2 separate regions of the Homo sapiens genome follow, and region 1 is linked to region 2. Evidence: chromatin contacts called from ENCODE Hi-C or POLR2A ChIA-PET data. All regions are on one chromosome and are shown on one strand. Each heading gives the region's core, a stretch centred on a gene start or an enhancer-like site at or near the end of the contact. The rest is flanking DNA. Distances are from core to core; before and after follow the strand shown.

Region 1 (7,647 bases), core at 1,953-4,452, 110 kb after region 2:
CCAACAGGAATACACCCCAAAACATTTTCTAGTAAGTCCTCTTGAATGCTAAGAAGAGACATCAGTGCTGCTGGTGGTGACCTAAGAATCAATGATTAAACACCACAAGTTTTCTTTATAATTCATTCCTTAACAAATTGACAGTACTTGTAAACTTCAAGCATTTTAGAAAAATTTCTCTGTTTTCCAAAAAACGTTTTAAAAATTCCCCTCTATTGAGCCAATTTTAACTCCTAATCTCACATAACAGTAAAATAAAAAAGACATATTATAGCACTTGAAGGAAAGACATTTTTAGAAAACGTCTCTTTCAATTTTCTAAGTGAAAAAAAATCACACACCCAGAGAAGCCAAATGATGAGTCCAACGTCTTTCAGTTAGTAGGGGAAACTGTTAGGGATTCTAAATCCTACCCGGCCTTTTATCATCTTATAAAAGACAAAGTGAAGATTAAGACTTCGAACTTTGTCACTTCATTCTAGTTTCTATTTTATTGCATATTATCTACTTAGTACTATTAAGAAATATCACAATGATACTATTAATCGGATAAACACAGAAAATAATTATGTGCCTGTTTAAAAAATCATGATTGTAATCTTTTTAGGAAAATAAATGTACCATTCAGATTAATTCACAACAATGTAAGTTAATTTTCTTCTTTATTGAACTACTCTACTCATTTATACTTTCAGGTGAACTTATGAGATTCTCAAAAAGTAAAATACTTAACTCTCTTCTCCATGATACTCTAGCCTGGTTCTCTCCTTTCACTTCTGTGATCGTTCTTCCCTTGTGGCTTCCTTCTCCCAGCCCACAAGTACAGGCCTTCTCCAAACTTCTGCTCTTAGGTCTTTTCCTTCAACACCTCCATCTCATGTACCCAGCCTTCTATATTCCATACTGATAGTCACTAGATCTTATAAAATACCAGCTCCAAAATCTCTCCACTTTTCACATTGCCCTCCATGCATTGTTATTTAACTTCTGCAATCAGCTCCACCTCTGCTTGCTTCTTTTTACAATTCATGTTTCACATTAGTGTCAGAATCGGCTGGTGGCGCCCTATCTCCTACCAAGTAATGACCAAATCCCCCCAAAAAAGTCATTTTTAAGGCCATTTATTATAGGCCAGGAAGCATTCTGGCCTACAGCATTCTAGCCTATTTCTCTCTCAGAAATAAGAGAGAGAAATTCCTGCCCTCACAGAACTTACATTCCAGTAAAGAAAGATATTATCAATAAAACTATACATTAAGTGGTAACTACTCAATATTCCCCAAGCACATCCTCACATTCATGACTCAGTGCCTTTGTACATGATGTTCTCTTAACTTATGTTGTCTTTCCTGTCCTGCAGAAATGCTACCTAACCTTAAAGGTCCAGTTTAAATGCCTCTTCCTCAAAAGAAAGTCTTCCCTTCCTGATGTACATTAATTGTGCCCTCATACATGCTATCTTATATAGGCCTAACTGACCTTTAAAAAAAAGTTATCTATCCTTTTTCTTAGCACTTATCATATACTATATTTTCCATAACGCTACAGTATCATCTGTATCAGATAAATTCCTTAAGGAAAAGAAAGTGCTCACTAAACACTGCATATTCCCCTCAGCATTTAATTAATACTCTGCACAAAGTGGATGCTCAATAGATACTTGAACCGATACACTCTTTCCACAGCCACCATATGGCCAAAGATAGTTTTACTGAACAGTAGCAAACGGAAAATGTGATTTAAGAACAATTAAGAGAGTGACACAATCTTTTGGGTGAAATCTATATTTCATTTATATCTTACAGATAACTAAAAAGATCTATCTGTAGAATGAATATAACTCTATAGCTTCTGTGCTGCTTCAGTCCTCTAAAGACATTATAAGTGAGATGGATTATAAGAATTTAATAAAACAAATTATTTAAAAAAACCTTACAAGGCTGGCTCTTCTTCTTCATCTCCGTATGACTTTAGATTATCCTGATCATACTGTGGTAATTCAGGCATCAATCTAGAAATTAGAACATTATTTTTAAATATGTGATATTAAACTGTTTATTAAGTCGTGCTCAAGAGCAGAAAGACCAATACTTATTTTATAATGAGTAAATGTTTTAATGAGTTTTCTTTAAAATAACTACTATAGCCAGGACTATTGAAATATAAATTGTGTATAGAGAACAATAACCTAAAAGATGAGGCAACTTAGGGTCCCTATAAGTGAAGCAGTCAGATCTCCTTCTTTTAAAAATTTTACTTTAAATAATTAAAAGTAAAAACTAAGCATATATTCTATTTTTTTAGACCACTGTAACATTGATTCAATTGGATGAATTCTTACTTGTATAGCATATGATAAACAGCAATTTGCACAGGCCTAGCTCTGAAGAGGAGTAATGGGGCCAATGTATTTAACAAAGTCTGGAGATATTCTGGTAAGTTTGTTTTTTGGTCAGCAACTAATCTTGCAGGAAGTTTGTGACTCAATAGCTGTTCCTTTGAGATATACGTTAATGTTTCACACATGGGTTTCAGCATTGCATTCTGAAAGGATGTTTCAGACACATCTTTGTTTTCTCCTAATGACAAAAAGGAAAGAAACATGCACGTCTCAAAAGAAAGTTAGTATAGCTTAAATGATTCACAAACAATCAAATGTCATTTAAGAAAATGAAATAAAAACTAGACATAAACAATAAAGCAGTCTTAACTAGAAACATGAACTGAATATATATTCCAGTTAATCTCAACTGTTTTAATGACTTTTATCTGATCCAGCAAATGTTCAATAGCAAGGTTCTATTCACATCATCCATTCATGTTATCTGAAGTATTATTATTTTAATTTGCAACAGTCATTGGATACCTTGCCATTTTTCAATTTCTGTCTGTAAAGTAAAGCATAGATGATGCTTCTGAGAAGCCAAGCTTTCTCTTCTGGCTTTTTCTTTTACTATTTAGTATTATTTGATTTAAACATCAAAATTTTTGCTTTTGAATTTTTCAGTAAGTCATTTCCAATGAATCAATCTCACTATTATTCCCTTTTTCACTTGCCTGTAACAGTCACCAAAATAGGTAAAAGCAAACTGTGGATGCCTTGGGAAAAAAATTCTTTCCATTCACTGATTAGATTTACAGGAAGATTGCCAATGGTATCCAGAGTTGTGGAATCAAAGAAAGCACTGAGGTCACAGGCCAAATCACAGCTGACACAGGCAAACAGTTGCACAAGTGGAATAGAATACAATGCCTGATTCTCACTTGTTGTCTGAAAAAACAATAAAAATGAAATAGGTAAACAGACTTCTACCAGAACACTACAAATAAAGCCAATATAAAGAAAAGCCCCACTTTCATTTCTTTGAATTTTAAAACGAAAAGCAGTTGAGGTGTGTAATCTCAGGAGAAACATAAAATTTTACATCAAAATAACTTTTTTCTTCAAAATTAAATACCATGAATAGAATCATTAATAAACAATTTATTCTCAAGTACCCTTTTTAATTTCTAACCCATGGAAGGAAACACTAAGTCAGACACATTAAATACACATTTATAATCTTCTCAGTAGCCCTACAAGTTGTAAGTTATTATTTTAAAATAAGAAAATCGGCCAGGCACAGTGGCTCATGCCTGTAATCCCAACACTTTGGGAGGCTGAGGCAAGTGGATCACATGAGGGCAGGAGTTTGAGACCAGCCTGGCCAAAATGGTGAAACCGCATCTCTACCAAAAATATAAAAATTAGTCGTGCATGCTGGTGGGCATCTGTAATCCTGCTATTTGAGAGGCTGAGGCACAAGAATTGCTTGAACCCAGAAGGCGGAGGTTGCAGTGAGCCAAGATCGCACCATTGCACTCCAGCCTAAGCAACAGAGCGAGATTCTATCTCAAATTTAAAAAAAAAGAAAGAAAGAAAGAAAGAAAACTGAGTCTCAAATAGTTTAAGTTTAAAACTCTAAGTCACATAGCTAATAGCAGGCAAAGCAGAGATTCAGACCAATCCAACCCTGACTGACTTGCTGCCTTGGAGCCCACAAGTAATATACCTCTGGTTGCTTTGGGTCAAAAATTACACTAATTCCCTCTGAATCTGCTACTATTTAATGCATTACTCTCACAATATTCACACAGTATGTTTTAGAAATAATCTAATTATAACCAAAAAAGACCAAAATAATTGTCATTAACAGATAAAACCTGAAAGGGCTGTGCTGCAAATATTACAATAAGCTAATGGAGAAGGCATTTTAATAACAGGAGATTTGGTCACTGAATGATGCTGGTAGTCATTAAAAATCTATCATTTTACTATTCTGTCAAATAGTAGCTGGTAAGAAGAACATCTATAAAGTGTTTTAAATTATACAAAGGAACCAATTACAATCATCACTTAAAGAATGAGATTAGTAAATAGTTCTGATGCAAAAGTATGTACAAAAACCCACAAGAGGTGATGACATATCGGGTTAATTTACCTCCAACCAAGCCAACATGGAGCACATGATGAAGTCCCACTCACTCTCTGCCAAAGGGGATGAGCAGTATTTCAGAAATAGGGAAAGAAACCGGATTATTTCTATATTTACACCCAGTACCTCTGGACTTGCTTCTGATAGATTACTGTGATAAAGATAAAAACAAAAGACAATAAAAGATTATATTGACATTCAATTAGAAAGTATGCTACTTTAAATCTTACATACTTATTTATAACTGACTTAAATGTCTACCATAATTTCTCTACAAAATTGTGACACAGATACGTAATCTTTGTCTGAATTGTATACTGAAGGAAAAACATAGTATAAAGTATCACCTACCAACTGAAAAGAAAAATATCTTCATGCTCTTTCTTCCAGGATATTATGATTTTTAATATTCCATGTAATAGCTCTCCATCATCTATACTTTTGGTTTGCAGACAAGAATTGAAAATGGCAAGATGTCCAAAACCTCCTAAAGTAAAATTCAAAATGAAAATTAAAAATATTTAAGAACTATATCGCTACTATTAAAAAAAAGTCCACTTTGAGAAGTAAAAGACTTTCTTGAGAAGTGTTCAGGTTAAGAACTCTAATAATGACTTTTATCTAAGAGTCAACAAATGAGCTTATAAGCTCCAAAGGGCAGAGACCCTGTCTCCAAACCCAGCACCTAGCACACAATAGAGAATTTGGGGGAGGAGAAAGAGTGAATGATGCTGTAATTTAAACTGACTTATGCTGTTTTTGTTTTGGTTTCTTAAGTGCAGGACATATTCAGCAAACTCATCATTCAAATAAAAAAAACCCTACAGCTACAGAGTAGCTGGAAACAGCAAATGGAAAATAGAACATACTGTTTCATAATTTATACATTCATTCACTCAATAGCAGCTAGTACATGTGGTAAACTCTGATGTGGACTCACTCTTTAGAATCTCTACCATTCCTCAAAATCCATCCACTGGTGTATCTTAACACCCTCTGTCCCCAACCTTCTATCTTACATACCAGCCAAAATGAACAATCTGTACCCTTGTATGTTTTTGTGTACCTGGAATGCCCTTCCCCAACTATGTCCATATGGAAAACTATTTATCCTTCAACACCCAGTAGAAATATTTCTCTTTGTGAAATTGCCACTAACACCCTCAAAGCAGAGTGGAAACTCCTTCCTTTCTGCCACTTCTATACATAGCACATCTTTTTGCTACATCGGTTATCACATAATACAACTTTATGTTTGTCTTCTCTACAATAGGAACTACCATGTAGCAGGTGCTCATAAATGTTTATTAAATTAATAAACAAATGAAAAGTGCAGTGTTTTAAATACAACAGACGCTATTTTTGCCTTTATATGTTCAATCATTGATTGGCTAGGGAGAAATGAGGCACAGCTTTAAAAAGCTATAGATAGAAAAGAAATGGTTAGAAGGTATTTCTGGGCGTAAGTCTTCCCTTAAGGCCCAGCATTTTTGTACTGTAAAATGGTAACAGCCACTGTCTAACAACACTCATCCATATAATCTCAGAACAAATCAGCTGTAATTCAATTTACCTCTGCTAGATGTGGTCTTATATATTAGAAACAGTTCTTCATCTCAAGCAATAATTAAATTAATGAAATATTTATTATCAAGCAACTAACCATTAGTGCTGCAAAGATCTTTCTTAGTCCAGCCCAAAAGAGCAGGTATACATTGAGCACTAAATTCTTTCTTTTCTTCTTTTGACAAAAATGGACATAGACTTTGAATGGTATGCAAATTGCCTTCAGTTAGTGGAAAAAAACTGTTTAAAGAAAAAAAAAACACAAGTTAGATTTCTTCCAAACATACAGTTATTTTATATATTTCTTTTATTTAGACTACTGAAAAAGATAGATGAATAATTCTATCACATATAATTACATAAAAAGAAACTATGATAGATTTAACAAGTGCTGACTTGATGAAATTGGTTTTTTTTGCTCCTTTTCTCTTTTCTGCATAAATTTTTTAAATGAGCATATATAACTTTTCCCCATATATGATTTTTTAAAATTATACTAGCCACATGACATTATGTCCTCTTTTAAAAAAAAAAAAGAGTCAATTGCGGGGTGCGGTGGCTAATGCCTGTAATCCCAACACTTTGGGAGGCTGAGGAGGGCAGATCATGAGGTCAGGCGTTTGAGACCAGCCTGGCGAACATAGTGATACCCCATCTCTACTAAATATACAAAAAATCAGCCGGGTGTGGTGGCAGGCACCTGTAATCCCAGCTACTCAGGAGGCTGAGGCAGGAAAATCACTTGCCCCTGGGAGGCAAAGGTTCCAGTAGCTTGAGATTGGGCCCCTGCACTCCAGCCCTGGTGATAAAGCAAAACTCTGTTTCAAAAAAAAAAAAAAAAAAATAGAGTCAATTGATTCAACTTAAATAAATAGTACCAGTTGTGTGTCCTTTCTTTTCTTTCTTTTTTTTTTTTTTTTTGAGACGGAGTTTCACTCTTGTTGCCCAGGCTGGGGTGCAATGCACGATCTCAGCTCATTGCAACCTCTGCCTCCCAGGTGCAAGTGATTCTCCTGTCTCAGCCTCCCAAATAGCTCGGATTACAGGCATGCACCACCATGTCTGGCTAACTTTTTTTTTTCATTTAGTGGAGATGGGGTTTTACCATGTTAGTCAGGCTGGTCGCGAACTCCTGACCTCAGGTGATGCAGCCATCTTGGCCTCCCAAAGTGCTGGGATTCCAGGCCTGTGTGTCCTTTCTTTGAACTGATATTCGTATTTGTGCATATATATAGTTGGGTTTTATTCACATAAAAAGGATGACACTAAACATATTGTTCTATCATTTACCACTTACATATACTTTCTGTCAGAACATATAAATTATTCTGTTTTAAAGCTACGTAACAAAAATGAACAAAATCTACCTAACACTCCATACTATGGAGGTATCATTATTTAACTATTTCCCTATCAGTGAACATTTAGGTTTCTCCCCTCCCCAAATTTTTGCTGTCACACATAATGCTGCAATAAATATCCTTAAGAAGATACTATTCTGTGTATGTATAAACACCTCTTTAGGCTAAATTCCTAGAAGTGGAATTGAAAGCTCAAAGGATTTGAATGTATTATATGTTGGTGATCTCAAATTGCTTCTGAAAAC
Region 2 (7,726 bases), core at 2,321-4,820:
TTCCCTTTCTTCCAGAAATTCCATGCCAGCTCACCTTCCAAAAGTTTCCAGTGGGCTTGTTGATCTTTCACCCAAATAGCCACCTAACACTTTACGAATATCCATCTCTGTGAAGAAACCGACTCAGCTGCAACAACCTGTTTTTTTTAATTCATTAAGCCTTAGAATAGCATCTTTCTTAGTAAAATATAAATGCAATATTTAATAAAACTATATATACAGTGATTATTATAAGCAGGGAGAGGACAGGCTGAAAATGAGTGATTTTAACAAGAGCTTTAACAATTTTTAATAGACCTGCATTCCTTTACATTCCTGGTGTTTCTCAAACTTTAGTGGGTTTAAAGTTCATCTGGGGATTTATAAAAATTGCTGACTTCAAGAGCTCCTCTTAAAATTTCTAATTCTGAAGGCCTGGAGGGATCCTCAACAATCTTCATTTTTAACGATTTTGATGAAGATGGACTGCAGCTGTCTCTTGAGAAATGCTTCTTTAGAACAAGTGAAATTGCTAATTACACAGTAAGCACTTAGTCATCTACCATTACCCAAGTCTTGTTAGTTGTGAGTTGCCCCTTGGTATCTGCTAAGGTTTGAATGTGTCCCTCAGAAAGCATATGTTGGAAACTTAACCTTTAATGCAACAGTGTTTGTTGGGAGGTAGGTTCCAATGAGAGGTAATTAGAACATGAGGGCTCTGCATTTATGAATAGATGAATGTGTGGAAGTAGGTTCCTTATAAAATAAGGTCAGTCACCTTTCCTCTCTCCCATCCTCTTTTTGCCCTCTGACATCCTATGCCTTTCACCATGAGATGACACAGCAAGAAGGTCCCTGATAGATACCAGTGCTTCAATCTTGGACTTCCCAACTAAAGAACTATGAACCAATAAATTTCTGTTCATTACAAATTATCCAGTCTCAGGTATTCTGTTACAGCTGCACAAAACAGACTAAGGCAGTATCCCATTCTCAGCTGCAGCAATTCTTTTTAAGACAAAACTCCATGGATTTTAAGACATCTGAGTAGGGAGAGTTAATTATGTCCTCTCAAAGAGGTATTTTCCCTAGACCAATTAGTTTACAAGAACATACACTCTGTTTCTAAAACTTTGGAAAACAAAGATGTGGTTCATATCAGAGTGAAAATTTCATTGATACCCATTATAATGAACGTGTTTCATTTTGGCAAACTGTCATGAAATGTCCTGTTCATTTGGAGAAAATTCCTGGAAAGATGGTAGGCAGAGGTCCCAACTCCCAATACGGAATCCTAAGAGGGAGAAGATCTGTCTGCTCCCAGTCAGAGAAGGGTGGGCTCTTCCTACACTAAGATCTTAGCCACATTTTGTCTCCCTGAATTCTTGCCAGAGACTAGTCCTCCAGGCTGAGAGTATATCTTATATCTGTATAATTAGATAACAATTATGTTATCTAAAACTGAGAACCCTGGGTATGGTACATCCAGACACTTACGGCAGAAAATATTTGATATGGTTTGGCTCTGTGTCCCCACTCAAATCTCATGTCAAACTGTAATTCCCAATGTTGGGGGAGGGATCTGGTGGGAGGTAATTGGATCATGGGGGCAGATTTCTCCCTTGCTCTTGCGATAGTAAGTTCTCACGAGATCTGATAAATGTTTAAAGGTGTGTGGCACTTCCCCCCCTTCACTCTCTCTCTCTTTCTACCATGGTGAGACGTGCTTGCTTCCCCTTCACCTTCTGCCATGACGGTAAGTTTCCTGAGACCTTCCAGCCATGCTTCCTGTACAGCCTATGGAACTGTGAGTCAATTAAACCTCTTTCTTCATAAATTATCCAGGTCAGGTAGTTCTTTATAGCAGTGTGAGAACAGACTCTACAATATCTTCAAAATGTTGTTTATTTTTTAAAAAAATGTATGGATGGAGGCCAGGCGCGTGGCTCACGCCTGTAATCCCAGCACTTTGGGAGACCAAGGTGGGCAGATCATGAGGTCAAGAGATCAAGACCATTCTGGCTAACATGGTGAAACACTGTCTCTACTAAAAATACAAAAAATTAGCCGGGCATGGTGGCAGGCGCATGCAATCCCAGCTACTTGGGAGGCTGAGGCAGGAGAATCGCTTGAACCCAGGAGGAGGAAGTTGCAGTGAGCCAAGTTCGTGCCACTGCACTCCAGCCTGGGTGACAGAGCAAGACTCCATCTTTAAAAAAAAAAAAAAAAAAGAATGGTATCAGAAAGAATAGAAGGTGAAAGGAAGAAAGGAAATGGAAAATTAGTATTCTATCCATCTGTAGAAAATTTTTTAAAATATGTATTGTCTTTTATTCTGATTTCTTCTGGATTCCACTTTGTAGATTTATGAGCCCAGGACCACTGGTATTCAGTAAAGGAGTAGAAATCAATTTGTAGGGGCAGGAGGGATGCCATGTGTCATAGCTACGCAAACAGAAGAAACTTAGTGATTAAAACTCACAAAAAAGAACAGTATTAGCTGGGAGCTATGGCTCATGCTTATAATCCCAGCACTTTGGGAGGCCGAGGTGGGTGGATCACTTGAGGTCAGCAGTTCAAGACCAGCCTGGCCAAGATGGCGAAACCCCCGTCTCTACTAAAAATACAAAAATTAGCTGGGCGTGGTAGCGGGCGCCTGTAATCCCAGCTACTCAGGAGGCTGAGGCAGGAGAATCACTTGAACCTGGGAGGCAGAGTTGCAGGGAGCCAAGAACATGCCACTGTACTCCAGCCTGGGTGACAGAGCGAGACTCTATCTCAAAAAGAAAGAAAAGAACGAAAGAAAGAAAGAAAGAAAGAAAGAAAGAAAGAAAGAAAGAAAGAAAGAAAGAAAGAAAGAAGGAAAGAAGGAAAGAAGGAAAGAAGGAAAGAAGGAAAGAAGGAAAGAAAGAAAGAAGGAAAGAAGGAAAGAAGGAAAGAAGGAAAGAAGGAAAGAAGGAAAGAAGGAAGGAAAGAAAGAAAGAAAGAAAGAAAGAAAGAAAGAAAGAAAGAAAGAAAGAAGGAAGGAAGGAAGGAAGGAAGGAAGGAAGGAAGGAAGGAAGGAAGGAAGGAAAGAAAGAAAGAAAGAAAGAAAGAAAGAAAGAAAGAAACAGTATCACCTTTCAAACAGTGATGGGTCCCTAATACCTATATGCTGAGTATTGTCACACTCATGTTCCATAGCTGTTTGTATTCTGTGTCATTTTTACTATACGTACACAAGACAGAAAACAAAAAACACTGTTTAATTCAGATTTTGTAAGGTATATAGTATAACTGTTTACTAAAATATCATATTTGTAGGAGGTGAAAGTTAATATACTAGCAAACTGCTAAAGAGAATTAACTATTTTTTTAACAAGGAATGTATATTTATGTAGCACTCTCAGACTTTAAAAGCACCATTACTGTACATAAAGCTTTTGATTTGCAGTTTTTCATCATAAACCCAACAGAGCAGAGCCCAGACACCAGGCATTTTTCCCTGGAGTCACTCTGCCTTATTATCAGGACTGGACTTAAGTATCCTTCCCTGGAAAGGGCAAAAGATCTCACATTGTAGGGCAAATATGCTTGAGGCAGTACAAAGAGGCACAGTCATGTTTCAGGATGTGGTTTTAGCCAAAGGTGATACAATCACAAAGCTGGGTTGAGAGAGGAAATAACAATCAGGAGCAGTCTTGAGTGTGTCTCTGTTACCTGGAGTCTTCTTGTTCTTCTCTCTACCTCTCCAAGAGTCTCCATTACCATTGATGTAAATAATTAGTAATAAGAGCCGGAAGCAAAAATGTTGAAATACTTTAACTCTTTTGAACACAAATTTAATAGCAGTAGTAAACTAACAAATGAATCATTGAATTGAGGGTGGATTCTGCTGCAACAAAGAACTTGTATTATGATATAAATTGAGAAGATTGTTCTGATCTAGCTCCTCCTGTATTCAGAGTTAAAACTCTCTCTAAACATCATGTTCCACCTAAGAACCATTAACTCTCCCATTCTCACAACCTGTGTGACAAATACTCATACTCTAAATATTTGGCTTATCTCACTTATCCATTGCTAGAGGATTTAACATACAAGTGTTGCCCTACATACAGACTACTAAGTTAACCATAACCATTCGTGTATTGATACGTATGTTCAAACAGCAATGATGAACTGAGTGCCTGCTCTGAAGGAACTCAAATTCAGATTCAGCTAATATTTCTGGAGTAACACCCATGCACTAGGTATTGAGCTAAAGACTTTGTCTTATTTAGGTGCCTATCATGTGCTAGGTGTTGAACTAGTTACTTTAACACATTATCTCATTTGGTCTTCATAACAACCTAGTAGGTCGGCATTTTTTATTTTATAGATAGGAGACTAACACTCAGAAAAGGTGAGTGACTTGCCTGAAGTCATAAAATTAGTCAAGACTTAAAACTGGCTTTTTGGTCCTGAGTCTTCTCTCTGGCTCTTTCTAATTGGTAGTATTGTCTGTCTTAGGTCCACGCTTTTACTATCCTCTTCTATGCAAAAGAATATCTGATCAGAAAGAAACAAAGCCACTTATAGTTTGATTAGAAAGAAATAAAACCGCACAGAATTTTAGCCACCTTTGTCTATGGGCTGATAGCTTTGTGCACACAAGGCCAAGCAACCACAGGCTCCAGAGATGTGATGTGGAGATGTGCCAAGTGGCAGGTGACATCACATCTTTACATTCCTAGAAGTACTGTGCCCTAATAATTTTACAGCAGAGACATAAACAGATGGATGTGACAAATCCAGTAATGGCAGTTACATAATCTCAAGATCTTTCTCAATGACTCTAAGAACATGTCCAAGACCAAGAATGACTTACCAGGTACATGCCAGTGCTTTAACTAAACAGAAACTATTTTTCAACTAAACAAACATAAATTACATTATCCCTCCTTTTTGGCTCTACCATTTTGAAATTTCTAACTTTGTGAGGTTTTTAACTTAAAAATGTTTTTCCAAATTTATGGAAAGAGGCCACATATGCCCACGTTTAGGGAAAAGTATGGACTTCAGAGTTACAAGCTCAGGTTTGGACAAGGCCAGGCAAGGTTGGACTGAATCCTGCCTCTATCGTTTTCTCACTACATTTGCAGTGAGTCACTAAATTTTTTTAAGTCTCTGCTTCCTCATCTGTAAAATGGGTATAGCAACGATATCTACCTGTGCAGAAAAGAGTTAACTCAGCAGGGCTGAATTGTTCAAACCTTGCACATTCCCAAGAAAGGCCTGTTTTCATGACTGCTCTTTGACCAGCTTCTGGGAATTAAACTGTTAGAATGTTCCAAGAACTAAGAGTATTTTTCTCACATGGGTTCTTGAGCCATACTATACCAGTTTGTCTGCATACGTGTGCAACGTGGTTTATGCTTGCTTCTGGGAGCCTGGAGCTTCAATGGCACAAGTCATGTGCCTATGTGAATGATCCCCAACAAAAACCCTAGACTCGCTCAATCATGGCAGATGGGAGGTAGGACTAGATTGCAACTCCAGACAGAGCAGTGTGCAAGGTCTTGCATTGTGAATTTTAGCTCCAGATCAACTGCAAGAACAAACCAGCAATCCTGAGAGGACCCACAGACCCTCTGAAGGAAGCAGACAGCTCCTACAGGACCTGGGAGACCCCCCAAAACTGTGAGTGCCCCAACCTTGGAAGCAGAAAATGGAGACCCTCCTTTCCTGAACTCACACTCCCACTGGAGAAGCTGAAGGTCTGTTTGCAGGAGAATTTTCTTACTTTACCTGAAGCTGAGTCAATCTAGAGAGCTGAGTGAAATTCAGGGGCAGAGGAAGTGGCAGAAAGGCTCTGGGAACTCACTGGCTCCCCTAGCAGGCCATTCCTGCCTGTCACCACAGGGATCCAACAGGAGAGGAGCAGGGGATAAAACTACACAAGGAGAAGGAAATCTCTAGCTGAACTATGTAACAATTAGAACGGGGGTTGAAGCCTCCTGGCCAGAACTCAGGGGAGGGCACAAATCCGGCATGCAGACTCCAAAGGCAAGGGAAGACCCAAGCCCCTTTCTTTTGTAGCGTGGAGGTGGGTAGACTGAGGCAGGTTTTCAAACCCATATTGCTCTCCACCTGGAAATGAATGGGGATCTGGTGGTGGGGGCATGGTGGGAGTGAGATGGGCCCTTCAGTTCGCACGGGAGCTGGGTGAGGCCTGTAACTGCTGGCTTTCCCCTACTTCCTAGACAACCTGCATGACTCAGCAGAGGCAGCCATAATCCTCCTAGGTACACAACTCCAGTGGCCTGGGAATCTCACCCCCATCCCCCACAGTAGCTGCAGCAAGACCCACCCAAGGAGAGCCTGAATTCAGACAGGCCTAGCCCAGCTCCCACCTGATGGTCCTTCCCTATCCACCCTGGTCACGGAAGACAAAGGGCATATAATCTTGAGAGTTCTAGGGCCCCACCCACCACCAGTTCCTCCCCATACTACTACAGCTAATGCTGTCTGGAAAATGCCACCTCCTGGCAGAAGGTCAACCAGCACAAAAACAGCATTGAACCACCAAAGCAAAGGACCCTCATGGAGTCCATTGCACCCCACGCCCCCTCCACCAGAACAGGCACTGGTATCCATGGCTGAGAGACACATAGATGGTTCACGTAACAGGACACTGTGCAGAAAACCCCCAGTACCAGCCCAGAACTGCGTAGACTCACTGGGTGGCTAGACCCAGAAGACAGACAAAAATCACTGCAGTTCATCTCACAGGAAGTCACATCCATAGGAAAAGGGGGAGAGTACTACATCAAGGGAACAACCCGTGGGAGAACCTGAACAATAGCCTTCAGTCCTAGACCTTCCCTTTGACAGAGCCTACCCAAATGAGAAGGAACCAGAAAACCAACCCAGGTAATACTACAAAACAAGGCTCTTCAACACCCCCAAAAAACCACATTAGTTCACCAGCAATGGATCCAAACCAAGAAGAAATCCCTGATTTACCTGAAAAAGAATTCAGGAGGTTAGTTATTAAGCTAATAAGGGAGGGACCAGAGAAAGGCAAAGTTCAATGCAAGGAAATCCAAAAAATGATACAGGAAGTAAAGGGAGAAATATTCAAGGAAATAGACGGCTTAAAGAAAAACAATCAAAAATTCAGGAAATTTTGGACCACTTTTAGAAATGCAAAATGCTGTGGAAAATCTCAGCAATAGAATTGAACAAGTAGAAGAAAGAAATTCAGAGCTCAATGACATGGTCGTCAAATTAACCCAGTCCAACAAAGACAAAGAAAAAAAAAATGAGAAAATATGAACAAAGCCTCCAAGAAGTCTGGGATTATGCTAAACAACCAAACGTAATAATCAGTGTTCTTGAGAAAAAAGACAATTCTAAAAGCTTGGGAAACATATTTTGGGGAATAATTGAGGAAAACTTCCTCAGCCTTGCTAGAGACATAGACATGTAAATACAAGAAGCACAAAGAACACCTGGGAAATTCATCGCAAAAAGATCTTCACCTAGGCACATTGTCATCAGCTTATCCAAAGTTAAGACGAAGGAAAGAATCTTAAGAGCTGTGAGACAGAAGCACTAGGTAACCTAGCAAGCAAAACCTATCAGATTAACAGCAGATTTCTCAACAGAAACCCTACAAGCTAGAAGGGATTGGGGCCCTATCTTCAGCCTCCTCAAACAAAACAATTATTAGCCAAGAATTCTGTATCCAGAAAAACTAAGCATCATATATGAAGGAAAGATA

The links. A loop is a pair of places that touch in the nucleus more often than their neighbours do. ChIA-PET counts read pairs that join two places held with the same protein, here RNA polymerase II (POLR2A). Pooled maps may share reads with other maps.
Region 1: a map of naive thymus-derived CD4-positive, alpha-beta T cell shows a loop between it and region 2 (2.8-fold over the local background). The contact joins two enhancer-like sites. A Hi-C loop is called at or near these places in 1 of 168 maps with a recorded cell type or tissue (naive thymus-derived CD4-positive, alpha-beta T cell) and 6 of 50 pooled maps. POLR2A ChIA-PET finds 5 or more read pairs at or near these places in 2 of 52 experiments (activated CD4-positive, alpha-beta T cell and naive thymus-derived CD8-positive, alpha-beta T cell).

Annotation. Positions count from the first base shown.
Region 1 is chr21:28,941,326-28,948,972 of GRCh38, forward strand. LTN1 (listerin E3 ubiquitin protein ligase 1) reads right to left here. Exons shown (of 30, transcript NM_015565.3): 19 at 6,139-6,281; 20 at 4,827-4,962; 21 at 4,482-4,626; 22 at 3,058-3,271; 23 at 2,342-2,579; 24 at 1,937-2,011; 25 at 1-81. Among named protein-coding and RNA genes, the nearest start is that of LTN1, 48 kb to the right of the region's middle. Within about 2 kb of position 3,203, at least 2 of the 41 ENCODE cell types and tissues checked have a DNase peak (open chromatin) inside an H3K27ac peak, as active enhancers do.
Region 2 is chr21:28,828,686-28,836,411 of GRCh38, forward strand. It overlaps a transcript of HEMK2 not described here. Among named protein-coding and RNA genes, the nearest start is that of HEMK2, 53 kb to the right of the region's middle. RefSeq lists an enhancer at 5,489-6,688. Within about 2 kb of position 3,571, at least 5 of the 41 ENCODE cell types and tissues checked have a DNase peak (open chromatin) inside an H3K27ac peak, as active enhancers do.